Regions from separate parts of the Mus musculus genome. Here region 1 is linked to region 2. Evidence: chromatin loops called from intact Hi-C (ENCODE). Cell type or tissue: left cerebral cortex. All regions are shown on one strand. Links, peaks and the distances in the headings refer to the core of each region. The heading gives the core; the rest is flanking DNA. Region 1 overlaps Nat3 (N-acetyltransferase 3). Region 2 overlaps Psd3 (pleckstrin and Sec7 domain containing 3).

Region 1 (8,345 bases), core at 295-8,294, 170 kb after region 2:
CTGAGATGTACATGGAGAATCTTTGTTTTTCCCTGCGGCAAAGTGTGCTGGGAAGTTAACAGTAAAACTGGAAGATGAACAAGAACCTATATAGAAGCATTAAATTACTATTTTCCATCTTTAGTTTTCATAATTTTAGTTTATAAATTATAGTGAAGTAGGCACTAGTGACAATAGAATATGCAAAATATGTTACACGCTCATAGCATATGAGCATTAGAATAAACAAACTGTGTAGCTCTTATACAAAGTTTAGAGCTGTCAGAATTTAGGATTTTATTATTATTAGTTTTGCATAGTATTCTATTAATTTTTATATGAATATATTTTAACAGATTCCTCATACCCTTCTATTACCACCTTTTCCTCTTGCCTATAATCTTTATAGCACTAACATTTACTTTCATCATAACTATATGCCCAAAACAATTGAAGAAAGGGTTTGTTTCGACTTACAGTTCAAGTGTGAGGCCACTAGTTGCATCCACTGTCAGGAAACAGAGTGATGAATGCATGTATTCAGCTAGCTTTGTCCTCCTTATGTACTCCAGGAGCTAATCCATGGAATGGTGCCATCCACATTTAAGGTAGATCTTTCCATCCTGAAGTGTAATCTAGAAAAACCCCTTTCAGATGTACCCAGAGATTTGTTTCCATATTGATCCTAAATCCTATCAACTTGACAACCAAGATAAACAACTCCACCTCTCATCAGTTTGGTATGTCACACATCACTTCAAACTGGAACATTCCACCTCTGCCTCCTCAGCTTTCACTTCTCCTCAAAATACATTCAGTCTATCTCTGTAAGAACCCATAAATGTCAACAGTCCCAACACTTCAAACTCCAAAATCTAAGTCTACTTGGAGATTCAAAACATTCTCTTAATTATGACAAAGGTATGTTTAAAAACCCTACAGAGTTCTAACATATAATTATACAGAGTAAGCATCCAAAACCACTCCAAAAGAGAGGAATTTGGACATAATAAAGAATGGTAAGACCAATATAGGCCAAAATCCAACAAGGAAAGCATCAAATCCTTCAGCTCCATGTCTGGCATCTGGACCTCATGTCGAATTATCTGGCGGCCCAAGGGCTTGAGTAGCTCCACTCCTCCAGCTCTGTGGCCCGCAGTACACACAGTTCTTTTAGGACTGGTTTCAGTCCATGCTTGCAGTTTTCCTCAACAGAAATTCTCCAGTCCTGGTATCTCCAGCACCCTGAGCTCTTCATTGCAACTTTGTCTCACTTTCTCAGCTTCATGCAATATCTTCTTAGACTCTCCTTGTAGAGAATCTAATCCTGTTATCTATTGCCTGGCCTTGGTGGCTCTCTCAAATATTTATTTTCTTTTATTAAAAATATATTTTTATATACTATTTTCTAATTATGGTTTTGCCTTCCACTGCTCATCTCATTTTTTCCCCACAACCCCACCTATCCTGCTTCACACCCTTTCTGTCGGCATCTAAAGGATGACAACAAAATTAACTACAACATGATAATGCAAAAACCAAACAAATCAGAGTAGTACAAAATAGCCAAACAAGAAAAAGCGGCAAAGAAAATGACAATAACTGCAAATAGATGTATACAAACACGTGTAAGTGTATGCGCACGCGCGCACACACACACACACACACACACACACCCACACACACACACACACACACACACACACACAGAGAAACTCCATAGAAACAAATGACACCCTCAATCTTGCATCACACATATCTGTAAAACTCGTGCACTATGTGGACTAAGCTCTCCTGGCAATGTTCCATAGAGCCTGGCCCCTTGGACCACACTTGTATTAGCTTCTGTGACTTGACCGTAAGAGAAATACTTCCATGGGCAGCTACTTTCCAGTAGTTGGGAATCTACAGTGGCATCTCCTTTAGCTTTCCTCTTTAAAATGGATTTACATTTTCACAAACTAGGGGTATGGGTTTAGCATGGCTGGTACAATGTAATTTTTAAAGAAAGAAAGCTAGGCCATAAACAGTGTGTTGTATTGTAAGGATGTAGATTTGGATTTGGTAAAGAGGTTAAACACAAAAAGTAGAGTTTGAAGAAGCCCAGAATATTTTTGGTGTGGGTGATCATAGTACCACCACCACCAGGAAGGTTCACTAGGAGGAGCTGGCTTTGGGCAGATTAATGAAGTGCTGAGATTCGAACAAGATCTGGCCAGATATTCAAGGTATAGATATCTGATTGATAAAGCAACACACAATATAACTAGAAGTCAGAACTTGGGGCATTGATTTTGAAACAAACCTGCCTCAAAGCCACTGTGGACAGCGTGCAAGAGAGTACAGGTAAGGCAGAGGGAAGGAAGGGGATTTCTATACAGGGTCATCAGGAGTTCTAATGAATGCTTTACTGGTCAATGTAAAACTAAATCAACCATCTTTAGTGTTACTGCTGACATTAAGATGAACGAAATTCTTTATTCTTGTTGGCTCATGATAGTATTAAAAATAATAACATTACTAAGCCTGCACGCTTAATTTTATACCAAATAAGCATTCAAAGTTACCTTCCACTTTCACAAGATGATATTAACCTTGGTAATTTTAGAGTTCAGTGACATTTTTAGAAATAAAATCTTTCCAATGCAAATGGAAACTTAAGGCTGGGAATTTGGAATCTGTAAAAATTCAGATGGATCATCACCAAAAAATTACGTACTGAGAAGAAAAACAAATCAAGATATTTATCCAGACAGAAGTCTTGTCTCATTACTTAGTCAAGCACAGTTTTGTACATGGTCATGTTCATCTGCCAAGCAGTGGAGAGAAGTAGAAATATGTATAGTGCAGAGTACTTCCGCAACCTTGTTCCTCATGATTGGGCTGCTGACATCCCACTATGTGCTGAATACAGTCTTCCTCTCAAGCAGGCTCAAACCTTAGTGATATCAACATTTTAGCCTGGGCAATTCATGGTGGGAGGACATATTGTGCTCCTGAAGCATTATGGGGTATTTTACATCATCCCTGATATTGACACTCTGGGTATCAGTCATACTCCCCATGACTGTAATAAATGAAAATCTCTGAATGTATTGAGAATATTCTCATGGAGAGTAAATTGACCTCATTTGAGAGCAGTAGCCTAAAAGATCACTACTGTTAGCTGCTACAGACTCTGAAGAAAGGTACAGGGGAGATGACATTGGCTAATGTCATGGAGAACTGAAGCATAGATGCTGAAGGAATATGACAAAAGCCCCTAACTGGGGCAGTAAGGTAAAGGACGAAAGGATACCATTCATTTTTCCAAGAGTGTATTCGGTGTCAGTGGGATGTGACTTCCTTGAGTTCTACTGTAGTAATTCCTAGAAGGAAGATGGGGGAGGGGGCGTCAGGACATTACTGATTCTAGAGATATAGCTTAATTTGGGGATATGTGTCCTGTGGCATATTTGTTGATGATGCTGTTTTGTGTGTATGTGTGGATATTCTGGGCATGCTATGTATAACCTAAACTTCCTGTGGTGGACTGGTGAGGATTTCTGGCTTATTTGTGTGGTCTTCCTACACAGTATGAGAGGAACACTTCATGAACATCACAAAGGGAAAGAATAGTTGGCATGCTGAGTCTAGGTCAGGGTTACTCAATTACAATCCTCTTCATTATGTGACTTTAGCAAGGCACTTCCATTGACAGTATTCCTATTTCCTAGTCTGAAATATTTTGTAACACTGTAAGGAGGGCTCCTATTCTTTCCTTATGTTTCTATGGTATCTTTTTGTGTCTGAGAGAGAGAGAAAAGTAGTTAATATATGTAAAAAAGTTAAAATAATATTGAGACTCTAAAAATTAGTGTATGCATTGCCCAAGGTCACATAACAGGAACGCTCACAATTCAGCTCTATTCTGTATTATAGAATGATTTCTATTTGTCCTAAATTTGTGTCTATAGTCAGACCAAAACTTAGTAAGACAGATATGGTTTTGGAAGTGGATAATAGGTAGAGTTTACAAGAGTTTGAGGTGCATATGTGAAAAAGAGCCTACTGTCATGTGGACTGTTAGCAGAAATGTAGACAACACACTGCTTCTATGAAAGCCTGGGGCAAGTGAGGGAAACTAATCCTTGCATAAAGTGGGATGTGACTTGCTTGAGTTCTACTGTAGTAATTCCTAGAAGGGAGATGGGGGGAGGGGTGTGATACACCGGAATAGTCATTGGAGACCCTTGTTTTCCTTTTTTAGCACAACTTGAGAGGTCAAAGGAAACTCAGAAAGGAATTGTTTCATGAAATGAAGCCAAAGCATGAAGATTTCAAAGCTCGCAACCTGACCATATTGAAAATAATGAGAAAGTGTGCCCTGCAGAGAATAAGCGGGAGTCTGAATAATAATCTCTTATTGCATGCACATATGTATTTGTATATTATACATATTTATATTCCCAAACATAGCTGATTAATTCCATATTGTTAGCATTTTGTCTAGACTCCACCCCACAGTTACTTGGCAACAGCCAGATGTGCCTGACTCACTATAGAAGAGGTTGCTCTCCCACTCCTCTCTCTTTTGCCTTCTTGCTCTCCCTCTGTCCTCTTATCCTGCTCCCCCTCTCTCCCAATCCCCCCTCTCTCCATGTGCTCATGGTCAGCCTCTACTCCTCTGCCCTCCCTTTCTCTCTCTCTGCCTTTCTCTGTCTCTACTACCTTCTCAAATCCCTTCTCTATGCCCTGAATAAACTCTATTCTATACTGTACCAGTCCCTGGTGGGGGTGGGGGGGGAAGGGATGCCTCAGCATGGGCCTGCAGAGGCACCCCCTTCCCCACACCTGACTGCACATTCACCAAACATTCTCTCTCCCTTTATCTTTTTAAAAAACACAACACATATAATGCTACTTTTGTATGTTTTCAGGGATGACTCTTTACAAAGATTGGTGCGCTTGTCCCATGTTGTCTTTTAAGTAAAAGGAAGACTGGTCTCAAAGGTTATTCAGAGACTGCCACAGTCACCATTGGAGGTCACAACTCCATGCTCATTAGAATAAAGCCAGCTGGGGGCCTTGTAACTAGCAACACATTGTGACCAAATGCTATTTGGTATTTTGGAACTAGCATATTTTAATTCTGCACTCATAAAGCCTGGACTTAAAATAAAACAAAAAGCAGGAAGCCCTGGGAATATTGTCAGTGAGGGGACTAAGTGAAAACTCTCAGCTCTACATTGATTTGCCGCATCTCTGTTGAGTTATTGGCAGTTTCTTTTCAGCTCAGTGTCAGCATGGCAGAGCCCTCAGTGTAAATAACTATAAAGCCCACTGAGTCTCTCCTTGCCTGTCTTAACGGAATATAGGTTGACTTTTAGTTTTAATTAAAAAAAACATAAGATCTTCCATAAATATCCTAGAAATGATAGGAAAGATAGTTTTAGATGATAACACTACGTTTACTTATTTATTTTAAAAGATATTTTTGTGGTTCATAAATTATGAAGGGTACCTCAGTGTTGGGAAGATGGCAAAGCCGTAAGCTGGCCACCTGTGTTGCACAGGGAAATACAGAGAAAAGATAATGGTACTGGAGGATAGAACACCATGAGCTCTATGCTTAGAGGTCTGGGGAGCTACTAAGAGTAAATCCAGAAAAATAAATCAACCAGATGGTTAAAGCCCTGGTTATATGGGGGAGTAATGAAGCACATTTTATTGCCTCTATTATTATTAAGATATGTCCCAGACACATCAGTGCTCACTAAGTAGTGGTTGAGCCTTCTATTAGTTACTTTTCTTGTTATAGGACCAATTTCCCAAAAGAATAAACTGAAGAGTTTATGTTCCCTCCCATTTTGAAGGGATCTAGTCCCTCATGGAAAGGGACACAAGGCAGCAGGAGCCTGAGGCAGCTGCTCACATTGCATCTGCAGTTTGGAGACAGAAACCGAAAAAAGGTTGGGGCCCAGTTCTCTTTGTCCTTTGTATTCAGATCTGGACCCAAGCCCATGGGGGGTGCTGCCATATTCAAACTGATTCCTTTTCTCCTATTAAAGCCTTCTGAGATACCCTTATAGATGCAGAAATATTTCCTAGGTGATTCTAAATCCAGTCCTGTCAACAAAGAAAATTAACCATGTATACCTGGTCTTTCTGAGTAATAATAATAATAATTAAACAAGACCAACCTCATATGTGTGTGCACCTGCAGTCCAGAAGAGGGCATCAGATTTTCTGGAGCTGGAGTTATAAGTGGTTGTGAGCTGCCAATGAGTGCTTGGAAATGAACTCCGGTCCTCTGCAGAGAAGTGCCCTGAACCACTAAAGCCATTTTTCTCATCTACCTGTTCCTCTGTTTAAATGTCAGTTTATTTGGAGATATTGAAACAGAATAATAAATGTAGGGTATGTCACTAGAAAGGAAGAAAAACTATGTGATCAAGGAATCTGTTATATTAACTTTTTCTAGCTTCTGAAAAGATTAGGGAGTCCAAGATAAACGCTGGGAGAATGCCTTACCAGTTACAGTAAATTCAAGAAAGAAAACAGTTGTAGAAGAATAGAACTACACAAATATGGAAATGCCTAAAAGAAGGAAAGCACATTATACGTTTGGGATTAGAAGGTGAGATTTAAAGGGTAAAAATAATATGTTTTAAAAGATGTTGAATGCAAGAATGAAAGCAAGGTACATCATTAGATCTTTACAGGAACCTTGCAGTAGAGCATGTAATATGGCCTCCATTATAAAGAGCTTAAAATTATCTTGATGAACTTGTGCAGTTTAAGGGGATTTAAAAATCAGAAAATGATGTAAGGAATAAACACTGCAAGTACAAAGTTAATGATCAACTAAGATCTCTATAGACAGCACAATCTCCCCTCAGTCCCTGTGAATGACAAGCTTACACCCACACCTAAGGCTCAGGGAACATCGAAGAAGATGGGAAGGGAAGATTATAAGAGCCAGAGGATCAGGGACTTTGCCATGAGCTTGTGTCTTCTAGTAACAGGTGAAACCACACCAGTAAAGAATCAGTAACATGGCCTCCCAGATGTGAGCTGAACAAGGATGCCACCATCGAAAGACCAAACAGCTTGGGGAAAAGCCTTGGAGGCACCAGTCAGTCCTTCACAAAGTACTACAGGCAACTGAGCAAAGCAGAGAGTAGAGAGGTGGCCCTTTCAAGGGAAGAAAACACTAAATGATTGTCCAATGAAAAAATGGTCAACCTGAGAACATAAATATAACAGTATGAATACATTATATGGATTCAACAGGCAATACTTTGTGTATATGTGTATATATGTAAGTGTATGTATATGTACATGTATATAGAAATACATAGATGCATGCAGTAACAATTGATGAAAAAAGGGGGAATGAATTTGAATGAGAGTGAGGCAGGGAGAAGATTATGGGAGGGTTTTGATGGAGGAAAGGGAAGGGAGGATGTTCTAATTAAAATAGAATCTTAAAAACAAACTGAAAAGACAGGACAAGCTTGGTATTCACAGTAAAGGCTGACAAGGATGGCCTACTACTCCCAGACTAGCTACAGGGAAATCAACACAGAACGGACAAGGGATCATCCTCCTGGAGCATCCAAAGGGCAACATTCACAAATGGGAGAGAAACATGTGTGAGAGCAGGAGAGGGACTGCAGAAATCAGATCTGATAAACAAGAGAGACAAGATTCTGGGTAAGCCTGATTCTATGTGTTTGACATTGGAATATATTCTAGTCAAATTATAGAAATCCTAAATTAAAGAGTTATTTAAGCAGCTGGCAAAAGAAAAAAAGTTCCTTTGTACGAAGAAAAGATCCATCTGGCAACCAACTATTCTACAGAAAGATCCAAAGGTGAAGTAAGGGAACCTGTCTCTGAAGGATGAAGGGAAGCGCCACCCTGGAACCCTATTCGGCTAGTGTCCCATTGAATGAGGGAGGCGTGCACACAAGGGCAACCTCAAGCATGAAAGCACTCGAGAAACTTAGCAAATCTGACTTTTCCTGATGATGGATTCCTCTTCATTAGCCAGCAGATGAATAAATCCAAAGGACACCCAAGAAAGAAAGAGGCCACAGTACCAGACCACAGTGAGCCTTGGCTCCTTTCATATAAGGCGAAGGTTAAAAAGAGCAGATGAACATTGTGGAAGCTGAGCGAATATTTATCTTATGCAGCAGTAGAGACTGGAAATCTGAAAACTGAGAAAGACCAGAGAAGACCTGACCAATATCATCAGCAATGATTTTTGGGCCATTCAAAAGGTTAGTGAAAGGAGCGGTTCATCAGCTGGGGACATAGGGTTAGGACTCTGGAAGAGGGCAGCCTGTTGGGATGCTATCTGTAAGTCATGTGGATCT
Region 2 (8,345 bases), core at 95-8,094:
AATATTGAGGAAGTGGCTTGGCAACCTTTAATCACATATAGTAAGATGAAAGAGGACCAAAATTAAAGACAGAATTTAATCATCAAATGAAAGCAGAGAAAAAAAGATTTGGAAATGTTACAGCATGATCCTATAAAGTGTGAAGAGTCCTATTTAGGAACACAACCACAGGGATAGCCAAGCAGCTAGTTGCTGGAGAGGCTAGCCTACATAGAAGAGGTCATTGGAACAATGGTAAAGAGACACCAAGGCTATGTCAGATGTCTGAAGATCACAGCTCCAGTAGTCTTGACTACTAACTTCTAAAGAGGGTACCACAGGATCTTAGCATGTCGGGGGGGGGGATCACAAATTCCTGTGTAGCATCTCTCAGCCACAACTATGGCTTCATCCTCTACTTGGACAATGTAAGTCATAAGCTTTGGTAATTTCCTTACAGTACCAACTCTATGGGTATGTGAAATGAAAGAGCTTCCATCATCTCCTCCACTGAGATTTCAAAGGAATCTGGAGGACACTCAGTGGAGATTTGTCATAGAAAAGCAACCACTTCAGAGCCCCAACAAAGATAATGTCTAGTATAGGTGTGAAATCAGGCCCTCTACAGAGTCGCCATAGGAGAAATACTTGTTGGTGCTTCAGAGGGGAAGTCCTCAAGACTCCACAACTATAAAGCTACTGGTATGCAAATACCAGTGTAGGAAAACTTTAGGCATTAGACTCCAACCTCCATGTGGTTTTGCTGCCTAGACTAAGCACAGCAAAGGATTGAGGCTGAATATTACTGGCCAGGGGCCTTCATCCCTAGGCCAGGAGACAGGACATGAAGTTGAGATTTCTCCAGCTTTAAGATTTAATGTTGTTTTCCCTGTTGAATTTGCACTCACATGGGAGCACAACAAAACATTTTTCATGTGTTTCTATATCCTAGAAAGAGAATGCCTAGAAAAGGAATAAATACCTTAGAAGGAGAATAAAGTATCTTTTATTTTGTGAAGTCTGGTGATTATCACAACCTCTCTGATGAAGATACATCTTCAATTAAAATGAATTTATGCTTTGAGTACCACCCATATCTTACTTACATGAGATTCTAGACTGAAGACATTGCTGAGCTGTGGTATTTGCTAGGTTAGAGTATTGAGTATATATTTGGCTTACTTTAAATTTATGCCAGGCTTGTCAGAACATACCCCACATAAGGAGCATGCAAACTGGGAAAGAGATTCAGTATTCTGCATTGTGAGAAAAACTTGAATTTTAGAAAGTAAAAGTGGAATGTTGTCATTTGAAAGTCCCTAAATGCATGTGTCATACATAAGCCAGAAGAACTCATTAGGTCATGACAGCTCTGCCTTGACAGGTAGATTGCAGTCATTGCCCTAGACAAGGTTAGGTCTCTGAGAAGGGCTTTGTTAGAAAACTAAACATGTCCTTAGCTTGTTGTGTTTTGCACCCTCCTGTCCCTCTTGCTCCTACTCCTCCTCCTTCTCCTCCTTCTGCCATCAGATGACAGCAACCAAAGGCCCTAGCCAAGTGCTAAGGCAATGCTCTTAGACTTCTCAATCTCCAGAGAATGAGTCAAAGAATTCTGTTAGAAGTTACTTACTCTTGGATATTTATAGTGGCCCAAAACTGATAGAAACATGTTCCTTTGTGCTTAGAAGGAAGACACTTGCTGGTTAATGTGTTCTCACATTTGTATTAATCATAAGAGTGTCAGCTTCTCTTATGACTGAAACCAGGCCTTAGAAGCTTCCTTGACTTAGTGGGCTGGAGTTCAACTGAGTCCCTTCTCATAAAATTGTGACCCAGAGTAGCATATGCTCATGACTTAACACAAGGAGGACCCACACAGGCCACATGCCTGCAGAAGTCAATTTTAGAAACAACAAATGTCTACTCTAACAAGACATAACAATATTTTAAGAGAGAATATATTAAATCTAAAAAATCTGGGGCATTCTTAAAGATGCATTCTTTCCTGAGTTTGTATTTGTCTTGTCAATTAAATTGACTTTATTTCTTCTCAAGCTGGTATGTTTAAGGACAAGAATACATTGCCTACAGTCATTACGGGAAAGTGTCTGAAGGCCACACAGTATTAATTAGAATTGGCTAAGCTTCCATTGCACTGTCTGATTTTTGTTTCATAGTTGTTAGTGGGTAGTTAGCTTGATATATTTCCTTTTGATAAAATTCTGATTACTTCCTCATGTTGCTCATTTTTCATTTCTCAACACTGTACCAGTAATTTCCAGAACAGGAGCTCTGCAACTGACACGCTTCCCATTCCTAAGAGCAATGGAAGGCCCATTCCAGCCCCCTGCCAAGAGCCACAAAGCAACCCACCTTTGAAACATTATCTAGATACTAAGTTCCTTGTTCTTAAAGTACAAAGACAAGAGTTATTTCCCTTTAGCTCCCTAGTGACTAATAAAGAGAAATCCCATTAACCTACTTAGAGATAATTGGTACCCCAGTCTGTCTCTGTAACTGGGTCTAGCCTGGAACTGAATGCTACCTCCTTTGAAGACAGCATCATAGACATAGTGTCATGTGTTTGGACTTGAGGAACCAAAATAGCACAAGTTAATAGAATTCCTGGAAATTTAACTTTTTTTTCCCTTTTAGTTGAAAGCTATCTTAAATTATGTACAAAGATAGAGACCAAAAATCAGCAATATCTAGATGTTCATCTCAGGTAATAATAGAATCAAGAATCTTTGTTATTTGTAATTCCATATTGTATTACACAATGCAAAAAGACTAAGAAGTCTTGAAGTTTAATCTCTCACTGATTACAGTTGCCAGCAAAGGGAAGAAAGGCCTAGAAACACATTCTTTGAGCTTCATTTAAGGAGAAGTTAGTGCCTTGCCTTGAGAAGACAGACTAAGCATTCAGTTATTTCCTTGAACTGACTCAAACCCTAAGTCTTTTCTTAATCAGCTGTGCATATGTTCCTAAAGCGTCTTCTTTAATGACTGTCGCTTTCCTTTTGCTTAACATGGCATCCAAAGGAAAAGGAGATGAGAGTGAAAAAAGGGAGGGGTATGATTAGCAGAGACTGGGAGTCATCTGCCTATAGTTCTGGAGGATCTGGAGAAAGATGTGGTGTGAGCCAGAGTCAAGACCAGCCTATGGCACTGTAGCAAGACGCTTTCTCAAAAAGCAAAGCTCTGTACTAATCAAAACTGTGCAGTTCTGATAGCTAGGGCACAGCTCAGTCATCGAGTGCTTACCAGTTATACATAAGGTCTTGGTTCTAATCCTTAGCACATGAATACAGACAAACAGACAACAAAAACTTAACGTGAAACTGATGTATCTATTAAAAATCAGTTGTGGGGGAGTGGTTCAGTAAAACAGAAAAGATCCCAGAAATGAATTCCTGAATATAAGTGTGATGGCTATTCTTGGTTGTCAACTTAACTACATCTGCAGTGAACTAAATCTCAAGCAGCTGGGTACCCATGTGAAGGATTTTTTTTTCCCTTAATTAAATCATTTGAAGTGGGAAGATATATCTTTAATCCAGATCTTTGGAGGGGGGACGATCTACCTTGAATCTGGGCCACACCTTCTGCTGGCAGCCTACATAAAGAACATGGAAAGGATGCTTTAGCTCCTTTCCTGCTTGTTAACACTTTCCCTAGCGAGTCCATTCCTTCACTGGTACCGGAGCCTACTTCTTAGGGTTCTGGCATAAACTGAAGACAAGCTGAGACATACAGCCTCATGGACCGAACAACTACTGGATTCTTGGATCACCCATTGGTAGAGAGCCATTGTTGGACACGTGGGACAACAGCCTGCAAGCTAGAATGACTGAGAATCTAGTTGCTTCTCGGCCCACAAGACTGGATGCCTCAGAAGTCCCCTGTGCTGCAGACCTGAAGGGCTTCTTAAAAACTATGACTATTGTCTATACTTGAAGGCTGAAGAACTGAGTTTTGATGGAAGCAGCAGTGATAGACAGCAGCTATAGAATAGATAGGTTCACCAGCAAGAGGCCAAGGCAAGCAGTCAAAGAAGAACAGTGTTTCCCTCTAACCTCCTTATATCAGGGACACCTTCCCTGTTCCTGTCAATCCTTCCAGAAAATGCCTTTTACAGACTTACACAGAAGTATGACTTATTTGACTCCAGATTCAGTCAAGTTAACAATGATGATCAATGAATACACATGCAGAGCACACAATTACAAATACTGCGTGCTGTACTTACATTCCTTTGTTTCTGTTGCTGATAATTTGACACAGTCTGAGTAAGTAAATAAGAGATTCATTTTGGCTCATGGCTGTGGTTCATGGTTAAAGGCTGTATCTGGACCCACTTTGCTAGCAGGTTCCAATCAGCCAAGCATAGGGTATTGCGAGACAGTTTGCATCATGTGTGTAAAAAACTTGGCCAAATTAACTTTGATTACAGATTTGATCATAAGATAAACCCATTTACCTGCATTAATCCATTAATCCACTAGAGAGGACAGGCTCTTTATCACCTCCTAAAGGTCCCACTTGGCCCTACCTTTTAATATATCATAATTGGAATGTAATTTCAACATAAGTTTTTGAGAGGACAACCTGTATTCAAAGGGTATAGAATGCTTCAATTTCAAAGAATAATGAAATGGGAATCTATTGTAGTGAGTGGGCAATGGATAGGGTAGCTTGGACCAGAGTACCCATCAAAGCTTGCTCAGGTTATGCTTTAAGGAATGCCTAGAGCATAAAGAGACTGATCTGCCCATCATGACTTACACTGATGGATTTTGTACTGTGTAGTTGTGACAGACAAGCTGTAGTGAAGCACTCTGGAAACTGGGGGTGAGGAGATGGCTTAGTTGGCAAAGTTCTTGCCAAGCAAGCATGCACATATTAGTTTAGATTCCTGGAACCTTTGTAAAAGCAAGGAACAAGTAAGCATATGAACCTCCACCTACTGGGGAGTAGAAACAGGCAGATTACTGGAGCTCACTGGTCAGCCAGGCTAGTTAAACAAGTGAGATCCAGGTTCCGTTAGAGACTGTCTCATAAGAGGACCGAGGGAGAACGTCAAGTCAAACTGTGGCTTATGTACATGTGCAGTGTGCCTACTGCATGAACATGTACACGCACACACACACACACACATACATACACACACACACACACACATACATAAACACACACTGATAGCAAAAAACATATTTTTAAGGATACAGTGGATAACTTCAGTTAATTCTTATAGAATCAGAAGCAAAATCAAAATATAATCCAAAAGATTATTAACATGAGTGTATTATATGTTGGGTTTTTTTTTAAAGGTAAAGTTTTTGTCTTAGAGAGGTAAAGGGAAAATTTACAGAAATAGCAAGCAGTATTTCTCTAGTTCAAATGTTTATATCTTGAGCAAGTAGATTAGTTTTGTATACCTATGGTTCAAGATACAACTTGTTTCACTTTCCTGAACAATAAATTCTTGAATTCCAGTAATCCAGTCATCAGTCAAGGTGAATTTCTCACCATTGATTAATTTTATACTCATTTATGGTCAAAACTGTTACAAGGAGGCCTGGGTGCTAACATTGAGAATAGGCACAGCCACACACCATTGGTTATCCTGTTTTGGGGTTGAAGCTAGACAGTCATTTTTTGAGATTTCTCTTAGAACACAATGTTTAGTATTTTATTTTCTAAGTAAGCTTTATTTTATGGTTGCAGAGGGCAAGGAAGGGACCATAGAATGATAACAGGTGATACTCTCAAAACACTGTAGGCACAATACCTTTTGTGTGTGTTAGTGCAAGCTTTTGACTTCTGCTTATATCATTATAAAAAAGGTTTTCATTTCTAATTATTTTAGAAACCACATGTCACTAAGATCATTAGAGAACATTAAAGCCAAAATCAATACTGAATCAAAAAAAAAAAGTGTGCAGACATTATTAGTTTTTTAGTTTTCCCAGAATGCAAGGTATGCACACTGAAAATGTATAGTATTTACTGTATTTAGATAATGGCTTACCTAAGTGTGCAGATAGGTGCCTACTATATAAGAAGAATGGGGTGAAAACCCTCAGGTTCTTTCATGTTAGGAGTCTGATCTGCCCACTGCTGCTTTCTGAAGTTAGCAATAGTAAGCTAAGTGGTCATGAAGAAAGTAAATTGCACATCAGTTCTGCCATGACCTTCAGGAAAGCAGACTGGAGATAACAAGTCTGTACTTGAATAAACAAGCACTTTGCAAACTCCTTGCTCTGTTTCTTTTGATATGGCGTTTATTTCTTTACTTTCCTGTATAGAAATCGAGAAGCAAACTTTGCTTTGTGTGTATGTTACTGCTTATTTTGTCTAAAGATGACCTTTTACCCTACCTCTATCATAAAACAAGATGTTAGGATGTGGTTTCAGGAGCATTGGGCTGTGAATATACATGAGCAATTAGTGTTACAAAGCAACATGGCTTTCATTGGGGGTGTGTCAATTGCATTCCTATATTAGAGAACAGAGGGAGGAGACACTGTTATATTAAATGAGATGAGAGATTCTGAGCAGGGCTTGGGAGAAGGGAAACCATCAGATGCAGTTACGCTTATATGTGGGTTTGATGAAATGAGTTTCAAAGTATCAGTTGCTGAGGTTTGTTTTTTGGTTTGTTTGTTTGTTTGTTTGTTTTCAGAGAGTAATTAACATTTAATCCAAGTAGCATCATACATGGGCTTACACAGTATTTTTGAGTCAGCCCTCATAGACCTTGCTACAAAGGGAAATAGCGTTTTCCTACAAACTGGAGAAAGATTTTTTTTACAGGGAATTAAGGATAAGCATAATAAAAATAGTAAAAGCTAAAGAGGTTACAGATTGAAGAAATTATCTTAGCTTTTAAAAGGCCACTCGTATTTGAATTGTCCTTTGCACTTGGTGTTGATAGAAGCTTCATGAAAACAGCTAATTCCAAGAAACTATCAGAGAAAACTTGCTGGCCTATCTCCCAGAAACAACACGTATGCATTTGGGCACCTAAGTACTTTCCCCTCTTGTACTTTGTAGAAATCCCATCTGAGGTTGTTATCAGGCAGTGAATTAGGTCATGTAGTCTAGACTGCTGGAAATCTGTCTACACTATTGGGACAGCTTTGAGTAAGAAAGGTGATCTTGCAGCTCTGAAATATAGATCTGATCTGAGAATGTGCTTATAGAGTTTGTAGACTAAGACAGATTTTTAGTAGCATCACCAATGGTAACAAAATTTCATTGACACACCCCTTCTCATAATTTTTTTTCTTTATAGTGAAAGACACAAGCTAATGAGGCTGAAGGATAATGGCAGAGCAATAATCTAGACTGGACTAAGGTTCACATTCATTAGTTAACGGCATTGCCATCCGTAGGTGTCTCTCGTAACTGCCAGTGAGCTTTTCATGGACTCATTGTTAACATCCCATCTGATTTAAGGCCCCTGATCAGCTACTGTTAGTTTCCTATGTAGTGATGACTTTTTGGAGCAGCATTAAGCTAATTTTAAAAGCCTATTTTTTGATATTTGCCTTCTCTTTCCTACATACTTCATTAGGATCATCCAATTATAAAACATATCAGTGAAGTATAATCCTTCAATATTGTTATTGCCTGTCTAGTGCTAATTGATTCTAATTAATAAGGAGAGAAGCCACTATTCTCTGACCCAGGGGCTTACCCAATCTTAGTTTAGTTTCCAAATCAAGGCATAAATATGACCATAACACATTACATTAAAATGGGGTGTGAGAATCACCATGCAGATAGATGTAAATAACCCTTAGAAAAGCTGTATCTCTTTAGTGTGCAATTGTGTTTTTGAACCTAAAGGGTCCTCACCAATCAGAATAAGATCAAATCACTATCCAAATGCAGAAGTGCCAGAGTACAGGCAGAGTGGTCCAATTTATCATGTCAAGCTTACAGTGGGTAATAAAGTCTGTTCTTCTCTTACTGCTCCATAAGAGATGCTCATAAAATAGATCTGTGTTTTATGGCCCTTTGAAATATCCGTCTCTCTCTGAAGAGAGGGACTCAGTCTTAGCCAGGCAGCTTATATTTGGTCCCTTGCTTAGGGTTTGTCACAGACAGTATCTCAACAGTCAAGATCAAGTAGATATGAGCAGAGAAGGAATAAGTCTTGGAATGACAAGTTAGACCTTAGTGATTCATGGAAGACGTAGGAATAGTGGAATACCTAAAATAATAATGTATTCTCAGAAGTTCTTGAACTAATAACTTATCAGGCATCTACTGTCAATATCTAAATCCCTGTTGTTTTCATTTTTAAAAGTTGGCATAGACTGTATACATAAAATATGTCTAGAATATATCTTCTGCTA

The links. A loop is a pair of places that touch in the nucleus more often than their neighbours do. Peaks named below come from ENCODE experiments on the same cell type or tissue, not always from the same donor. Only the 100,000 strongest peaks of a DNase experiment are listed, where the experiment ranks them.
Region 1: it touches region 2 in a loop (1.9-fold over the local background); 1 of 42 quality-filtered maps calls a loop at or near these places.

The regions. Positions count from the first base shown.
Region 1 is chr8:67,534,088-67,542,432 of GRCm38, reverse strand. All of the region lies in intron 2 of Nat3 (N-acetyltransferase 3), which reads right to left. Among named protein-coding and RNA genes, the nearest start is that of Nat3, 14 kb to the right of the region's middle. In left cerebral cortex, for the core only: no CTCF peak of the experiment used is centred there; DNase peaks (open chromatin) are centred at 748 and 5,139.
Region 2 is chr8:67,700,349-67,708,693 of GRCm38, reverse strand. The region is part of intron 15 of Psd3 (pleckstrin and Sec7 domain containing 3); the gene reads left to right. Among named protein-coding and RNA genes, the nearest start is that of Gm32888, 160 kb to the left of the region's middle. In left cerebral cortex, for the core only: no CTCF peak of the experiment used is centred there; DNase peaks (open chromatin) are centred at 1,232, 1,580, 1,765 and 3,616; H3K27ac peaks cover 3,579 bases.